Linked DNA regions of Mus musculus: region 2 is linked to region 1. A link is a loop called in an ENCODE intact Hi-C map of the cell type or tissue named here. Cell type or tissue: left cerebral cortex. All regions are shown on one strand.

What was found. Hi-C counts contacts between places; a loop is a spot of excess contacts. Peaks named below come from ENCODE experiments on the same cell type or tissue, not always from the same donor. Only the 100,000 strongest peaks of a DNase experiment are listed, where the experiment ranks them.
Region 2: it touches region 1 in a loop (4-fold over the local background); 13 of 42 quality-filtered maps call a loop at or near these places.

Annotation. Positions count from the first base shown.
Region 1 is chr8:21,988,637-21,996,636 of GRCm38, reverse strand. It overlaps Atp7b (ATPase, Cu++ transporting, beta polypeptide), which reads left to right. Exons shown (of 21, transcript NM_007511.2): 20 at 981-1,083; 21 at 1,713-2,289. The coding sequence ends at 1,986. Among named protein-coding and RNA genes, the nearest start is that of Ccdc70, 22 kb to the right of the region's middle. In left cerebral cortex, CTCF peaks have their summits at 2,516 and 4,254; a DNase peak (open chromatin) is centred at 4,241.
Region 2 is chr8:22,162,328-22,170,327 of GRCm38, reverse strand. Nek3 (NIMA (never in mitosis gene a)-related expressed kinase 3) reads left to right here and starts at 3,893. Exons shown (of 16, transcript NM_011848.4): 1 at 3,893-3,950; 2 at 7,834-8,000. The coding sequence starts at 7,888. Ckap2 (cytoskeleton associated protein 2) reads left to right here. Exons shown (of 9, transcript NM_001004140.2): 8 at 381-615; 9 at 1,354-2,176. The coding sequence ends at 1,597. In left cerebral cortex, CTCF peaks have their summits at 2,688 and 3,812 (motif pointing right); DNase peaks (open chromatin) are centred at 978, 1,533, 3,848 and 4,105; H3K4me3 peaks cover 1,274 bases; H3K27ac peaks cover 1,010 bases.

The sequences.
Region 1 (8,000 bases):
GTCTCAGTTTCTCTGTTATATCCAAGTGGTTAGTGGTGACTTCCATCATAGAGATTATCCAGTCTGCTTCAGCCTCCTGAGTCTAGAAGTCAGATGTAGTGACAATTCTGGAACTTTGATTTCTTTAAAACACACAGAAATATTATATGTTTTCATTTTAATCCCAGGTATGGGGTATGGGGCTGCTTCAGACTGTCCACAGCAGCTGACTGTGATTTGCCTCGTGCTCTAGCAGGGCTGTGATTTTTTCCAGCTGCAGATAGTAGCTGAGATTGTAAGACATTTGGAATCCCAGAAACTTTTAAGAGGTTAAAATGCTAGAGCCTTGAGAAGCTGGACGGGTTGTTGGTTGGTTGCGGTTTGTTAAGAAGTTGTGGGTGAAGAAGAAGATATTAGATATTCTCCCAGCAAAGATCAAACTTACCCCCCAAGGAACTTAACACCCTAAACAGCAGGAAGCAGTCTAATGATATTGTCACCTTCTTTCTGACCCCTGACTTTATTCAGGGATCTCCTTCCTTTCCCCTCTTTTTCCTCTCTTATCTAGTGTTAGGGGGGCAGAAGGGGTGGAAGAAAGGGGCGGAGAAGAGTGGAAGATAGAAGAACCCACAAAGAAGTGAAGGACAGCCGCAGTCAGATAAGTGTCTTTTCTGACCTCAGAGCAGCTTAGGAGCTTCACTCCCTCCTGGCTGCCTGGGACCTGGCTTCCAGCGCTCCCTAGAGACCAGGTTGCTACCTCTGTAGAGAAGGATGATGACCATATCCACAGTGGTTATCCTCCGCGGTTCCCAGCCCCTGCACTGGCTGGTGGTACCCATACATAGTTCTAAGCAAGAGTAAGCAAGACAGACTCACCTTCCCTTTGCCCACCTCCTGCTAGCTTAGTCTCACCTTGAAAGCTGGTGGGCGTAGTGTCTCCTAGGTTCCCCGAGCAGGGCTCTCAGTATTCCCTAGCTGTCAGGTGGTACCTCTTTCGGCAGGTGTCTTCATGCCCATTGGCATCGTGCTGCAGCCGTGGATGGGCTCAGCAGCCATGGCTGCGTCCTCTGTCTCTGTGGTGCTCTCGTCTCTTCAGCTCAAGTGGTAAGTCCTGGGCCTGGAGCACCTGCTGGAGGAGTCTCTGCAGGCTCCACCATGCATGGTGACAGCAGGTCGGGGCACAGCAGCATGTTTCCTGCTTCGTGTGCTCTCCATTATTTATCTGAGAGCAACACAAAGGACCTGCATGGGGTTGTGTAGTGATTTTTCAGTACCCTGGACAGTGACTGCCCACTTAGCAGTGGTAAGAGTCTGGGTCTTTTTCAGAGCTATTTACATGAACACATGCAAACATATGATCCCTGTGTATTTCCAGTTTTACTCCTTAGCAAAGATGTCCATGGACTGGGAACAGAGCTCACTAGTAGAACAGTTGTCTTGCATGGAAAAGATCCTGGGTTTAGTCCCTAACACTACCAAAACAGAAAAACATTGATTTATTTACTCATGCATTCACTTAACAAAAATAACAGTAGCCTACTATGTGGGGAGTGTTTACATAAAAAGTTTCTGGACTATGTGAACTTGAACCATGGGAATTCAGTATCCTTTTTTTTTTTCTTAAAAACCCATGAAAATTTGCTATTTATGTTACTGAAAAATAGAGATTTCACCAGAGAAAAAGGGCCTTATGTCCAGAGTGATTCGAGTATTCTCGGGTTCTTGCCTTTCAGCTATAGAAAGCCCGACCTAGAGAGATATGAGGCCCAGGCCCACGGCCGCATGAAGCCCCTGAGTGCCTCCCAAGTCAGCGTGCACATTGGCATGGATGACCGGCGTCGGGATTCTCCCAGGGCCACCGCGTGGGACCAGGTCAGCTACGTGAGCCAAGTGTCTCTGTCCTCCCTGACGTCAGACAGATTGTCTCGGCATGGCGGGGCAGCAGAGGACGGTGGCGACAAATGGTCCCTGCTCCTGAGTGACAGGGATGAAGAGCAGTGCATCTGAGTGTTCTCCTGGGCAGGCCATGGCGCTCCTTCTGGGTGAGCCTGCTCCTGCTCATGGTGGTGGAGCCAGGAGGTGCAGCCTTAACAAGCCACTGTGGGATGGACGAAGCTCATGGTGAGACCTGAGCATCCTGCTAGCCTTGCCTTACAGTGTGTGGTGTATCTGCAGAGGCTGGGCAGGATTGCTCTTCCAGAAGCCACTAGGTTGGGGAAAGTATACCATTCCTGCTTTTCATGAGGGCGAGATCACACCCTGCTTGGGAGGAAACCATCACTCTTCACTGAACCCTGCCAACTATATTTGTATATACTATCTAGGCAGTGAGGACCAGGCTCATCAGGACCACAAGCCTAGCTCAGCCCCCCTGGAGAGCTCCAACCAGATCTCTCCTATACTAAGAGCTCCCATAACACCTGGAGTTAGGCAGCACACATGGGCCGTGTAAGCCTAAGGCTCCTTCAGACGAGTCTGTTCTCTGCCTGGTGTAGCTGGCATCCTTGGTACTGGAACTGCCTGCCCTCTATCTTCTGAGGGTAGAATTAGTGCCTTGGGTCTGATGCTCTGGCTCCTGCATATCTGCCCGCCTAAAGGTGGCGCCCTGGTTTGCAGCCCAATGCAAGAGCTACCCAGCATCCCTATTTACTCTGAAAAGAATGCCATCCTGCTTAGAGCCACACCTACAGACTCACATGTGCCGCTCTCAACCAGCTGGAGAGATACCTCAGAGCCTGACCATAGTTCATTTTCCTATGGGGTCCAGGTCCTTGCCTCTCAGGGCACCCTATACAGCCATGCCATAACCTGTAGTGTATAAAGCACTGTTCCCTGGGAGGTGTATGCATAAGGGCACACCCCTGTCACTCAGTGGGGTCCAGTGAAGTTTGTCACAAATGCTTAGTGTGTGTGCCTGGGGGGAGTTTTCCCACCAGAAGAGAGTGAAGTTCTCAATAGAGAGCTGTCTGCTGCTGAGGAGACATCTAAAGGAGGGACACCCACAGCGCCCTCCCCCCTCCCCAGTGAAAATGTTCCTGTTGTCAGCTATGACTATGTGATTGGAGTGGCTTCAGAGGGCAGGGATGGGGCCAGCTTAACTGAGCGAGTGGCTGAGCCACCCGGAACAGACTAGCAGAAATGGGTTACTCTCATTTGTGACATTAAAAGAAAAAAAGCCACAAAACTCCTTTATAGGATGTCACTTATTGGCCATGGCAGTGTTAGTCTTTTTTTTTTTTTTTTTTTTTGTAGGTTTCTCACCTCTTTTCCCCACAAAAATAGCACCGTAACTACCTACCGTCTACGACTGAAAACAAGAAAACAGGGTCCGAGGGCCTCGGTGTCTTCCCAGGAACTCACAGCCAATGTGCCGTTCAGAGGGTTCCGAAGGCCTTTCTGTAATTCCGCTGCTGCCTTACAGTATCAGTTTGCTCGGTGAGAGTAAACTGGACGAGGGTCCTTTTGTTGCTGCACGAGCAAACGCGACAGGAGCTGGATGAGTTGCATCAGGTTAGGATGCAGTGGTCACGAGGTTACTACCCATCACTTGGGATGGCTGCTTTGGGTTTTGCACCTTAGCGGTGCTTGCTGAGCTTTATCTTCTAAAACCCGGGAGTATAGGGATCTATTGCGCTCTTGGTATCCGCAACCCTTCCACTCCCTCTCCAGCGACCTCCTCCCACTGACGTCATCTACTCGGTCTATAGTTCTGTTCTTACAGAATAAGTCTTGTTTTGGAATAAGGTAATCATTTTCTAAAGAATCTAATTGTATTGATTTTTAAACCTTCTGAGAATGTAAGCATCATGTTCACATGTAGACATGAAAATATTTATATAATTGTACAAATAAATAACTTTTTAGATGTTCAAAGAGTCAGGTTTTTTTTCTTTTTTTTAATGGCCAGAGAACAATTCCCTCTTCAAAACTTTCCATGAAGCACGAGGATAAAGTTGTATCTTTTCATCCAGGAGTTGCCTGTGGCTTGCTTATTCTGTCTGTATGGCTCATGTTACCGGATTGCTGGGGACTTCTTTGGAGGGACAGAGAATGATAGGATTCTAGCAGTGGGGACACGAGGTGGTGGGAACCCTCTTGCCTTGCCCTGGTCTGAACCACTCTGCTGAGTCTAGAGTAGTATTAGTATTAGAGTAGTATTAGTCTAGGTAGCATTAGGACCGCAGAGAAGGAAGCCTTTGCTGAAGTCGCTGCCTCAAGCTCTGACTGTGCCCAGAACCTCACTGCTTGGTCTCTAGCACACCCTAGAGGACTTTACAGTCAGGGCATGAGGTCTCCACAGACCGTTGTGGAAGGAGTGTCGGTGCTCCTGTGGGGAGGATTTAGCAAGCATCCCTGAAAGGTTTCTCAGGCATCTGGCTGAATCCGAGCATCTTCTCTTGCTCCTGGTAAACTGAAGAATTAAGATGGGATTACCTCTATAAGAAATGACTGATAATTCTAATTTTCAGTGGCATCTGGAAATTGGCATGTTAAAAACAGATATCTAAACTATTGAGCTAGTTTAATAAAGAACTTGGATTAATAAAGGTGACTTTCACCTGAAAGGTTACTTGATTAAAGGATTTGGGGAGATTAGGGGCTTTAAAAACCCATGTAGGGGGCTGGAGTAGTAGGTTCAATCCCCTGTACAAATAAAATAAAATAGGATTACCTAAGACAAATTCTGTAATGTACATAAAGTCCCTGAATTATAAAAGGCTCATTTGCATACACCCATAATTCCACCTTTCCTTGGAGCACATACACAGAGGAATAGAGTAAGTGGCCTACTGGTCCTTTTTTTCCCTTTTCAGGTGTGTGTGTAAACTGCTTGGCATTGGTGGAGAAGGAACTGCTCTGCTGAAGTTTCACACTGGGCTTGCACAAGGCTGGAAGCACCATTGTTTGGGGTTACTGCATGGAGAGAGAGGTCTGCTGTCTGCCCTTGTTCTTCATATAAAGACAGTGACCACAGCTGAGGTTACAGAGTAGAATGTAAGAAGGTTACATAATACTGAGAAATCCCAGAGTTGCTTTTTTTTTCCTATTCAAAAAGATGAACAAAAATGTAAAAGCATCCGTTCAAACATTTCAAAATGAAATAAGATTGATGGAAATTTAACATTTTTTTCTCTGGGGTAGAAATGGCTATTATATTATATCAGCATAAGGAAAAATGAACCAAGAGGGTATAACTTGGTAGACCTCTTGACTAACATGTGCAAGATCCCTGGTTTGAGCCCAGTGCCAATAAAACTGTTTAACTGTTTGTCTTAGTTAGGATTTTATTGCTGTGAACAGATACCATGACCAAGGCAAGTCTTATAAAGGACAACATTTAATTGGGGCTGGCTACAGGTTCAGAGGTTCAGTCCATTATCATCAAGGTGGGAAGCATGGCAGCATCCAGTCAGGCATGGTGCAGGAGGAGCTGAGAGTTCGACATCTTCCATCTGAAGGCTGTTAGGAGAATACTGGCTTCTAGGCAACTAGGAATAGGGTCTTAAAGCTCTTGCCCACAATGACATACCTACTCCAACAGAGCCACACCTTCTAATAGTGCCACTCCCTGGGCCAAGCATATACAGACCATAACATTCCACTCCCTGGCCCCATAGGCTTCTTCAAACACACAAGTCTATGGGGGCCATATATAGACATAGCTTAATAAAAAGGTACATGTAGTCCGACTTCCAAAATCCCCATAGACTATAGCAGTATCAGCAATATTAAAAGTCCAAAGTTAAAAGTCCCTTCTGGAGCTAGGGGAAGGCCTGAAGAAGCTGAAGGGGATTGCAATCTCATAGAAGAACAATATCAACTAACCAGACCACCCAGAGCTCCCAGAGACTAAACCATCAACCAAAGAGTACACATGGAGAGATCCATGGCTCCAGTTACATATGTAGCTGTGGGTGGCCTTTTCTCACATCAATGGGAGGGGAGGCCCTTGGTCCTGTGGTGGCTTGATGCTAGCAAAGGGGGATGCTAGAACAGTGAGGCAGGAGTGGGTGAGTGGGTGGAGGGGCACCCTCATAGAGGCGGAGGGGAGAGGGAAGAGGGGAGATGGGATGGGAGGTTTGTGAAGGGGTAACTTGGAAAAATTTGAAATGTAAATGAATAAAATATTAACTAAAAATGTCTCTTCTGACATTCATCCAAGCACTTAACTGTAACCTGGGAAGCAAGACAGGAAACCAGCTGGGCAAACTCCAAAGTCTGCATCTCCATGTCTGATGTCAAAGCAGTCTTCAGATCTCCAACTCCTTTTTCATCTTTGTTGACAGCAACAAACTTCTTTCTCCTGGGCTGCTTCTTCCACTCCCTGTTAGCAGCTTTCCTCAGCAAATATCCTTTGGCTCTGGCATCTCAAATATCTTTGAGCCTCCAAGGCAAACTTCAAAGTTTTAGCTTCTTGTTTCAATGTCTGGGATCCACATATGATCTTCTGGGCTCTTTCAAAGGGCTGGTGTCACTTCTCCAGCTCTGCCCTCTGTAGCACTCTAGGCTCAGGTTGATCCACTCCACTGTGCTGTTGTTCTTGGTGATCATCCCATTGTACTGGCATCTCCAATACACTGGGGTCTTCCACTGCAGCTAGGCTTCACCAATAGCCTCTCACAGGCTCTCTGTATGGTGCCAAGCCTCAAATCCTTTGCATGACCCTTTCAGTTTTGGGCTGTCAACTGCAACTGAAGCTGCACCATCACCAATGGCCTTCCATGGCCTCTTCAGGGCCAAGCCTCAGCTGCTCTTCATGACCTATCCACGCCTTCAGAACCAGTACCACCTGGGTTGACTCTTACATATTACCAAGTCCAGCTGCAACCGGAGGTTCAACCTTAGCTATCTCTGGAACACAGTTTCTTTGTGCTCTCAGAAAACACTTCCTAGATTTCACTTCAGTGGTCTCTACTTAATCACTGCTAATTTCTTAGCTCCAGCTAACCAGCATCAGTTGTCCCAGGAGTCCCTTCTATTCTTGACTCTAAAGCCAGAGCCACACGACTGATGCTTCTGAGTTCTGCTGCTTGCTGGGGTTGAAAATGCCTGCCCTGCCTCTCACCCCTTGTTCAACTTTATCAATGCTGGGATTAAAGGTGTGTACTACCGGGCCTCAGCCTCAGCAGCAGCGGTCGCCATCTTGGTTCCGGGACTCAGCAGAACTTAGGAAATTAGTCTGAACAGGTTAGAGGGTGCGCCAGAGAACCGGACAGCTTCTGGGACGGGCAGAAGCACAGAGCCGCTGAGGCAGCAGCCTGGGCGGGCCGCAGACAACCGGCCACCATCCGGACCAGAGGACAGGTGTCCGCCTGGCTTGGGAGGCGGCCTCAGCCTCAGCAGCAGCGGTCGCCATCTGGGTTCCGGGACTCCGCGGGACCTAGGAAATTAGTCTGAACAGGTTAGAGGGTGCGCCAGAGCCGCTGAGGCAGCAGCCTGGGCGGGCCGCAGACAACCGGCCACCATCCGGACCAGAGGACAGGTGTCCTCCTGGCTTGGGAGGCAGCCTCAGCCTCAGCAGCAGCGGTCGCCATCTTGGTTCCGGGACTCAGCAGAACTTAGGAAATTAGTCTGAACAGGTTAGAGGGTGCGCCAGAGAACCGGACAGCTTCTGGGACGGGCAGAAGCACAGAGCCGCTGAGGCAGTACCCTTTGCAGGCTGCAGACAGCCGGCCACCGTCCGGACCAGAGGACAGGTGTCCGCCTGGCTCGGGAGACGGCCTCAGCCTCAGGAGCAGCGGTCACCATCTTGGTTCCAGGACTCCCTGGAACTTAGGATTTTAGTCTGCACAGGTGAGAGTCTGCACCACAGAAGCTGACAGCTTCTGGGAACTGCCAAAGCAACACAGCTTCTGAGAGAGGCCCTGTTTTGGGCCTTCTTCTTCGACCAGGAGGAGGTCCAAAAACAAGATATCTGCGCACCTTCCCTGTAAGAGAGCTTGCCAGCAGAGAGTGCTCTGAGCACTGAAACTCAGAGGAGAGAATCTGTCTCCCAGGTCTGCTGAGTAACAGAATCACCA
Region 2 (8,000 bases), 170 kb before region 1:
ACCGTTTTATCTCATTTAATAGTTAATTGTTCTTCAACTGTGTCTTTCCTGGCATACTCTTAAGAACTGGAGTGGTTCCATTCTTTTTGGTTTTTCAAGACAGGGTTTCTCTGTGTAGCCCTAGAACTCCCTCTGTAGACCAGGCTGGCCTCGAACTCAGAAATCCGCCTGCCTCTGCCTCCCTAGTGCTGGGATTAAAGGCGTGCGCCACCACTGCCCAGCCCATTCTTAAATTTTTATCTCTGCACATGGGATATTAAATATCTGTTAAATTGTTGGCAGAAATCTGTACATAGGAAACATAATGATTAGGCAATGTAGTTTGGTTCTGTCATTTTGACATTTTGTTTAAATAGTTTAAATCTTCAATTTTTCTATAGGAGAAAATATTGAGGAGGCTCATGCAACCAAGGAACCTATCCAAGAAGTAAATGCTGATGCTAATGTAGGGTCAGGAAAACCAGGAGAGGAGAATGAACATCATGGCAAAGTTGAGGTGTATGAAGATGATCAAGACAACAAAATAAAAGATCCGGATTTAACAACTCCGGACTCAAAAACTGAAGCAGGTTGCATAATTCGATATAATGTATCTTCTACACCTCGGCTGCAAAGGTAAGTGTTTAAAGTGGATGCCATCTGTCTTCATGCTCCAGGGGTGATGCTAAGGGCCAGACTCAGAGCCCTGAATATGATGGCTTGTGGGCAAGTACATCACACTGGGAGACTGTGGCTGGCAGGTTGCTGTACAGACCACCCTGTTTCAGAGAGGATGAGAAAAGGCCGTTGGGACACCTGACCTTTCCATTTACTACATGGGCTTTGTTCTTAACCGCATGGTGTCACTTTGCGAAAGCTAGCCTTGTTTCCCACCACATGCAGTCTGTGCCACCCACAACTTTTCCCAGGCATTGCTTTACGTACATTTTTTGAGATTTATTTTGATGTGTGTGGGTGTACCTGTATGTGTATCTTTGTACCACATGAATGGCATGCCCACAGAAGCCAGAAGAGAGTGTGGAATTTTCCCGAGACTGGAGTGAACAGTTTGAGCTGCTATGTGGGGGCTGAGATTCAAGCCTGGGTCCTTCCCCCCAGGCATTTTCAATGTTAAGACATCTTATGGTTAATAGCTAGAGGACTTGGAATTAAGAAATCAGACTCTGGTACTCAAGTGTCCACATAATACAGATTGTAACAACAAATACACTTCTAGGGACTTGGGGTACCTCTCCCTTCCTAAAGACAGTCTGTCTGGCACATGGGTCCCTCATAGAAGTACGTTATGAGAAACTGCAAAAGTGTAAGACAAATTTGAACATGCTTTGGAATAACTTTGTGGGTTTTTTTCAGTATGAAAAAGATGCAACATGATAAAAATTCCACACTTAAAGAGCTAAAGTTCCTGACACCAGTGAGACGCTCACGGCGCATTCAAGACAAGACTTCACGACTGCCAGCCATGTTAAAAGACCACGACCCTTCTGTGTCTTCCCTGGAGCAGTTGTCTGAGTTGGGAGGGGATGCCTTTGTCTGCCGCCCTAATGCAGCACTGTGCCCTCTGTTCTTTGAGACCGACGTAGCGGAAGAGGAATAGGAGTCCCGAGTCCTGAGCAGTTATGGTTGTGTTACTCCTGTGGCCCTGCATGTGTACAACTTTATCGTAGGTCTGAAGTTGTCCGCATGCCTAAGTATGGTACAGGTAAACTCCACTAGCTTGTTTGTTGTGTTTTTAAAATATAATGTTGGCTGCTTCACTTTACTAATTACTTACAGTTAAAGAAACAAAATCAGAAAATGTAGTCTATATAAATTTATATTTTTACGTTGACTTTGTTCCTAATACGTTTATAATAAATATATATGTATAATGTTCCAATGACATTTCATTGATTGACTTATTTGATGATGGAATTGACTTTAGGACCCTACTGTGGGGCTATAGTTAGCTGCCTATGGCATTTATTTCAACAAATATGTTCTGGGGTCTCAGGATGTGCCCCCAGAAGAGTGCTTGCCTAATGTGCAAGGCTCTGAATTCAGTCCTTAGCACCACAAGAAAAACTGCTTTGTAAAATGTCATTTAACCACAGTAACCAAATTTAAACTTAGTTTTTGAAGTATATTGCTAAGTTTGTATTACTTTTAGTTGTGATAAAATATACCTGACAGAAACAAATGAGAGTTATTTTTACCTAGTTTCTGAGTACAGTCCACCATGGTGAGGAAGGCCTGATGGAGGGAGGGATGGAGAGAGGGATGGATGGAGGGAGGGAGGGAGAGAGGGAGGGAGAGATGGATGGAGGGTACTGCTTTCCCGTGCTGGGTATAACTTCCCAGGCTCAGTAGTTATCCACTTCTGCCAGCCTTCAGAACAGTGCCTCAAGCTGGAGACCAGGCATTCTAAACATAAGCTTTAGGGATAACTCAGATTCAAACTGAGTGTTGGTGAGGTCTAGGGATGGAAAGCTTCCTGTCTGCGAAGCATGAACTGTGGATGAACTACATGCTCGCCCGTAACTCCATCCTTGGATGTTGCGGCTGGACTGTTCTCCACCACAGGTGGTCTGTACCACACCCACTTTTCCCCCGGTATCTTCTTTCTTTTGTTTAATTCCCACCCATTGAGATTTATTTATTTTTATGTGCATGTATATCTATGCACCACATGAGTGCAGTACCCTCAGAAGCCAGAAGAAGGTGTGAGGCCCCTTGGAGAAACTGACAGTTGTAAGCTGCCACAGGGAGCTGGGAATTGAACCTGGGTCTGTCCTTCCCTCCAGGGATTTCCAAAACCAAGTCATTTTTGGTTGTCAAGCTAGTGGTTCACACACGTAATCCCAGCAGAGGTGGCAGACCTGTGCTTTCCAGGCTGGTCTAGCCTTCGTAATGAAAACTATCTCCAAAAATAAAACAGATGGGGAGACAGCATAGTGAGTACCGGCATCAGTTGGTGGACAGAGAGAGCCCCGAGACACAACAGCCCCAGCAAAGAATCAAGAGTCCCAAATGTGGACAGTGCTGCAGCTGAGGAACCCTGATAGATTCCTCTCCTCTCCTCTCTCAATGCTACTTAATGACTTACACTGCCTGATAAACCACCTATTCCAGCAATTGACTTGTAGGTTTCCAGTGTCCCTTTCTACCCTGCCTCCCGCCCCCTCAGGGTCTAGTTCCCTGCTTCCCTGCTGTACATTTGACTGTAGCCTGGTTGGCCATTGGACCCTCTGCCTAACATCTTGGGGGTGTCTGGGTCTGCTGTCCTGTGATTTGAATTTCTTCTACAAACATTAGTTCCATCTGGGATCAGTAGGGAAGGGGAGAAGGGGAGGGTGGGGTGAACAGTCTCGTCAGTTGAGGCCAGATTTTGGTCTCATTCCTGCCTTTTGTTCCTTTATTCTGCACCCCTAAATGTTAACACTTGAGACAGTCCTGACTTGCCTACCAGGAACTTGCTCTGTAAACTAGGTTGGCGTCCAATTCTGGATCTCCTGCCTCAGCTTTCCGAATGCAGGGATTACAGACATCCTACCACGTCCTGGTACAACTAGAATCTTAATAACTTTCTGCTATTTCCGGGAAGAAATACACATTTCAGAATGAGATGCATTATTTTGGGGTGGTGCATTATTTTGTTTTTCACTTTTTCCAAAGTCATACAGTAAATGCTAGCAGTGTCCCTGTGGAATTTATGTTTGTTGTCTGTCTGCCTAATCTGGAGCAATAACTCAAATTACTGGGGGCACCGGTTCAAAACGTTAGCAATATCCTACCGCAAGGTGGCAAAACAGCTTTAAAACAGCTCTTTGGGGCTCAGCTACTCAGAGAACAGCGCCTAGGGCCAGACCTCAACAGTTTCCTCTGCCCACAGCTAGGGGCACGCCCCGCCCACGCCCCGCCCACTTCCCAGGCCTCGCAAGGAGCGGAGAAGCGACGCACGCCGCTGGGAGGTGGGTGAAGGGAGCTGTACGGGTCGGCCGCGGTGGAGAGAGGAGCGGGTGGAGCCTCTTGCCCCCCCCCCCCCCGCCCCCTAAGCCGCCGGTCGGCGCTCGCCCGCTGCGGGGCGACGGCCAAATGTGGGCGCATCACTCAGCCCGTAGGCTGTGCGCCCCAGTCGCTGAGTTCGGTGCGCGCATGCGCGTCGGAGACTGCTCGTGCGGCTGAAGCGGAGCAGCTTCGGGAGGGTGGGTGTTTTGGTAGGGAAAGGTTGGTGGGTCTCCAGGGTGTGTGTCCTGGGATCTCTGTCTAAACTGACCCCGCTTCTGGGCACTTGCAAATCACTTTAGGCTCTTTTAAACAATTGGTTTATCTTTATTAAAGGCGTATTTGTTTATAAACACTGGAAGGAACCCATCAGCTTTCGCCACACCTAGTGTAATAAGGCTTGTGTTTATGGGTGTAATACTGGCTATCGAACACATGGAGATTAAAAATACTAACTTGATTTTTCAGTCAAGGAAAGCCTGGTTGCTCATCAGTCATTTTGATAGCATAGGTAAAAGTCCTCAGGCACCAGGAACAGGAAAAAAGCAATTGAAACCAGAGACCACTTAAGACCCCTGTGAAGACCAGTGTGAAGGGCTTGGTTGTTTTCTTCTAGGTTTTTATTGGTTGGGGGGGGGGGGGAGCGGTGGGGGGACAGCCCCCATTTGTAGCCCTGGCTGGCCTGAAACCCATGGTGTGAATTAGTTGACTTTGGACTTAGCAGTGGTTACAGGCTGTGATTCACCAACTTCTGCCTCCTGAGTGTCATAGGTCTGTTACTTGTGTCTGGGTGTGTTCAAATGCCTCACTCCTGGAAACACGGCGTTGGATTTGGTTATATGGAGGATTTGTTGCTATAGTCTCCTGGTAACTCTGTGATAGACTGGAAAGCAAACTGGAAGGCACAGTCTATTTGTTTGGCTAGTTTTTGAGACAGTGGCTGGCCTGAGACCCATGGCGATCATCTTGCCTCTGCCTCTTAAGTGCTAATCTTACAGGTGTTGACTACCCAACCCCAGCTACGGACTAGAAGCTTTGCAGGTCCTAGCAGGGTTTGATCTTCGATGTTTGTACTACATCTTGTGCTCTACATTTTACAGCTTGTGGGTGGTTTAAATAAATAAATAAATAAAAACAATTTAGCTTTGTGAACGGAAAAAAATCAAGTAATTCATGCCAGTATTTTTCCTGTGATGAAAAAAGTGTATGAGTTCTAAGTGTAGGCGTCTCCCACAACTTCTATCCCACCCGTGTAGTCCAGGGTCTTTAACATGTTAGGCAAGCAGCTACCTCGGGTCTTCCTGAGACTGTGTCTCTTGTGTAATTGCTTCTTGTGTATATAGCTTATGTGCCAGAAAAAGTGTATTAAAAATCATGCTGCTTTTGTGGGGGAGACATGGGAGTCAGACTGTGTTTAAATATCCATTTTGAATCCTAAGAAACTCCAGCTCAGTGGATCCAACGTAGAGTGTGTCTTCTCTGTTTCACCCCACCCAGCCACACTCCAATGCAATCAATCAATCATCAAACGAAGGCTGTACATATGACTCCAAGGCCTTACCTTTCCATCTGAGAATCATTATGTCATTCAGTTCATACCAGAATCTTGCCTCTTCCGTATTTGTTCCCTGTAAATGTGTCCTTGACGATAGGTTAATTCCCCAAGGTCATCACGCCCCTGCGTTTCACCGTTACGCCCTCATCTTCCCTACTGTTGACGTGGTCCCTGTGTACCCTTTTCATGCAGTCCATTAGTACTGTGACCCCAAAGAGCGACTTTTCTGCTATGCAGATATGACCGTGCTGTTGTTCTCTAACACCAGTCAGAGACAGACCATTAATTACCCTGAAGATAAAAACTCAGCAGCAACATTTGGTTTACAGTGGTCAACAGATAAATCTATCTGTGTACCAGCCTGTCACAGGCCAATTTCATCTACTCAGCTGAACTCAGCATCCATCATGCCTTCCACCTTGACCACTCCGTGTCTCCTTTTTGTTTAAGGCACGTGTGGCAGCCTTTCAGACTTCACTTACACAGGAGTTTCCTGACTCCCCTGAATAGTTCTGCTACAAGCCAACATAGCTCTTTCTCTAGCCTTGCCTTGCATTCGCTTGGGATTATAGTCACCTCCACATGGGTGACGGTGATGACAGGGATGACCTAGAGGAAGAAAAATCATTATCTGTCGTCATAGGGACCCTTCAAATTAAGATGACAAGACTAAGAAGGACCAAAAGGAGTTAAGTCCGTGTATACAGATGTTGTATATAAAAGGAGTTTAGTCTGTGTATACAGATGTTGTATATAAAAGGAGTTTAGTCTGTGTATACAGATGTTGTATATGAAAGGAGTCTAGTCCATGTATACAGATGTATATGAAAGGAGTTTAGTCCATGTATACAGATGTTGTATATGAAAGGAGTCTAGTCCATGTATACAGATGTTGTATATGAAAGGAGTTTAGTCCATGTATACAGATATTGTATATAAAAGGAGTTTAGTCTGTGTATACAGATGTTGTATATGAAAGTTTAGTCTGTGTATACAGATGTTGTATATGAAAGGAGTCTAGTCCATTTATACAGATGTTGTATATGAGAGTTTAGTCCGTGTATACAGATGTTGTATATGAAAGGAGTTTAGTCCATGTATCAAATGTTGTATTTAGTCCATGTATATAAAAGAGTTGGATCTCAGGGCTCACTATTAACAAGAAAGCAAGATGTTGTAGAAAAACAATCAGACAAAGGAAAGGGGACTTTGGGGTCCTAGTGTTGTTTGTCCAAGAAAGGTAAGAACTTGTTGTTTGGGAAAGACAGACAGGGTGTGCACACTGTAGTTGGTGGGTTCCCCTTTGATGGAAGTTGCCCTCTTTTCAGTAAAGGAGACAAAGAGACACCGAGAAATGGGAGTTAGGCAGAGTCAGTTCCTTTCAGTTCAAAACAAACTTTATGCCAAAATAGCATCCGCTCACCATCTACCAGAGGAAGTTGCTGTTGGCCTGTCGTAGTGACTGTAGCTATTTCGAATTGATTTTGCATTTTAAAAGTAAATTTCCAAATAATTCTCTCTCTTTTTAAAGAAAAAAAGTGTGTTAGTAACTACCTCTCTTTTACAGTACATGTTAAACATACAGTAAGGTAGCTTTATTTTGAGGTGGTCTTAAGGATAAAATAATGAGCAAAATCCAATCTTTTGAAATATGGAGTGTTGCATTTATAGGGACATTTAGGAAAATTGGATAGTTCTTCCAAGACCAGGATGTAATTTCATTTTGTATATTTTAAGTGTAATTATAAACAATAATTAGAAATTAAAAGGAAATAGACCATAATAAAAACACATATTTCTCAGTTAAATATATTGGATACATGTACATTTTAAGGGAAGAAGCAAAAAAAGGAAAATGGTTGATATTTAAGCGCAGACTGAAGATCTGGATCAAAACTAAACAAACAAAGCATCCTTAAAGCTATACCAAGGCCTCTCGTTCCTGTGACGGCTCTCGTTCCTGTGACGGCTATCTGTATTGGTGGAGTGCGCTCACTGTGTAGGTGATTTTGTTGTCATGCTTGCATATGTTAAACTTTATTGGTAATTACATGATTGTGTCTTTTAAGGCCCTGGCAGACATGTGGTTTTTGACACAAGATTAGATTTTTTTAAAAATCACTGCTAAAACACAACACACATGTTGCCTAACTTCATTCCTGAAAAACCTTGTTTTGGCAAATTCAATTTTAAGCATGGCTTTTCAACAGGATATAAAAGGTGAGTATAGCTACTTTTGAATTAACTCTGCATTTAAAAGTGGATTCCCAAACGACTCTGTCTTCTTAATATAGCTTGGGAGAGCCAGCAGTGACTGGAGGGGTAGAGCCCAGCTGTGGCTGCCCGGCATGGACAACTACACAGTCCTGAGAGTGATTGGCCAGGGCTCCTTCGGCAGGGCTCTTTTGGTTCTGCAGGAAAGCAGCAATCAGACATTTGCCATGAAGGAAATCAGACTGCT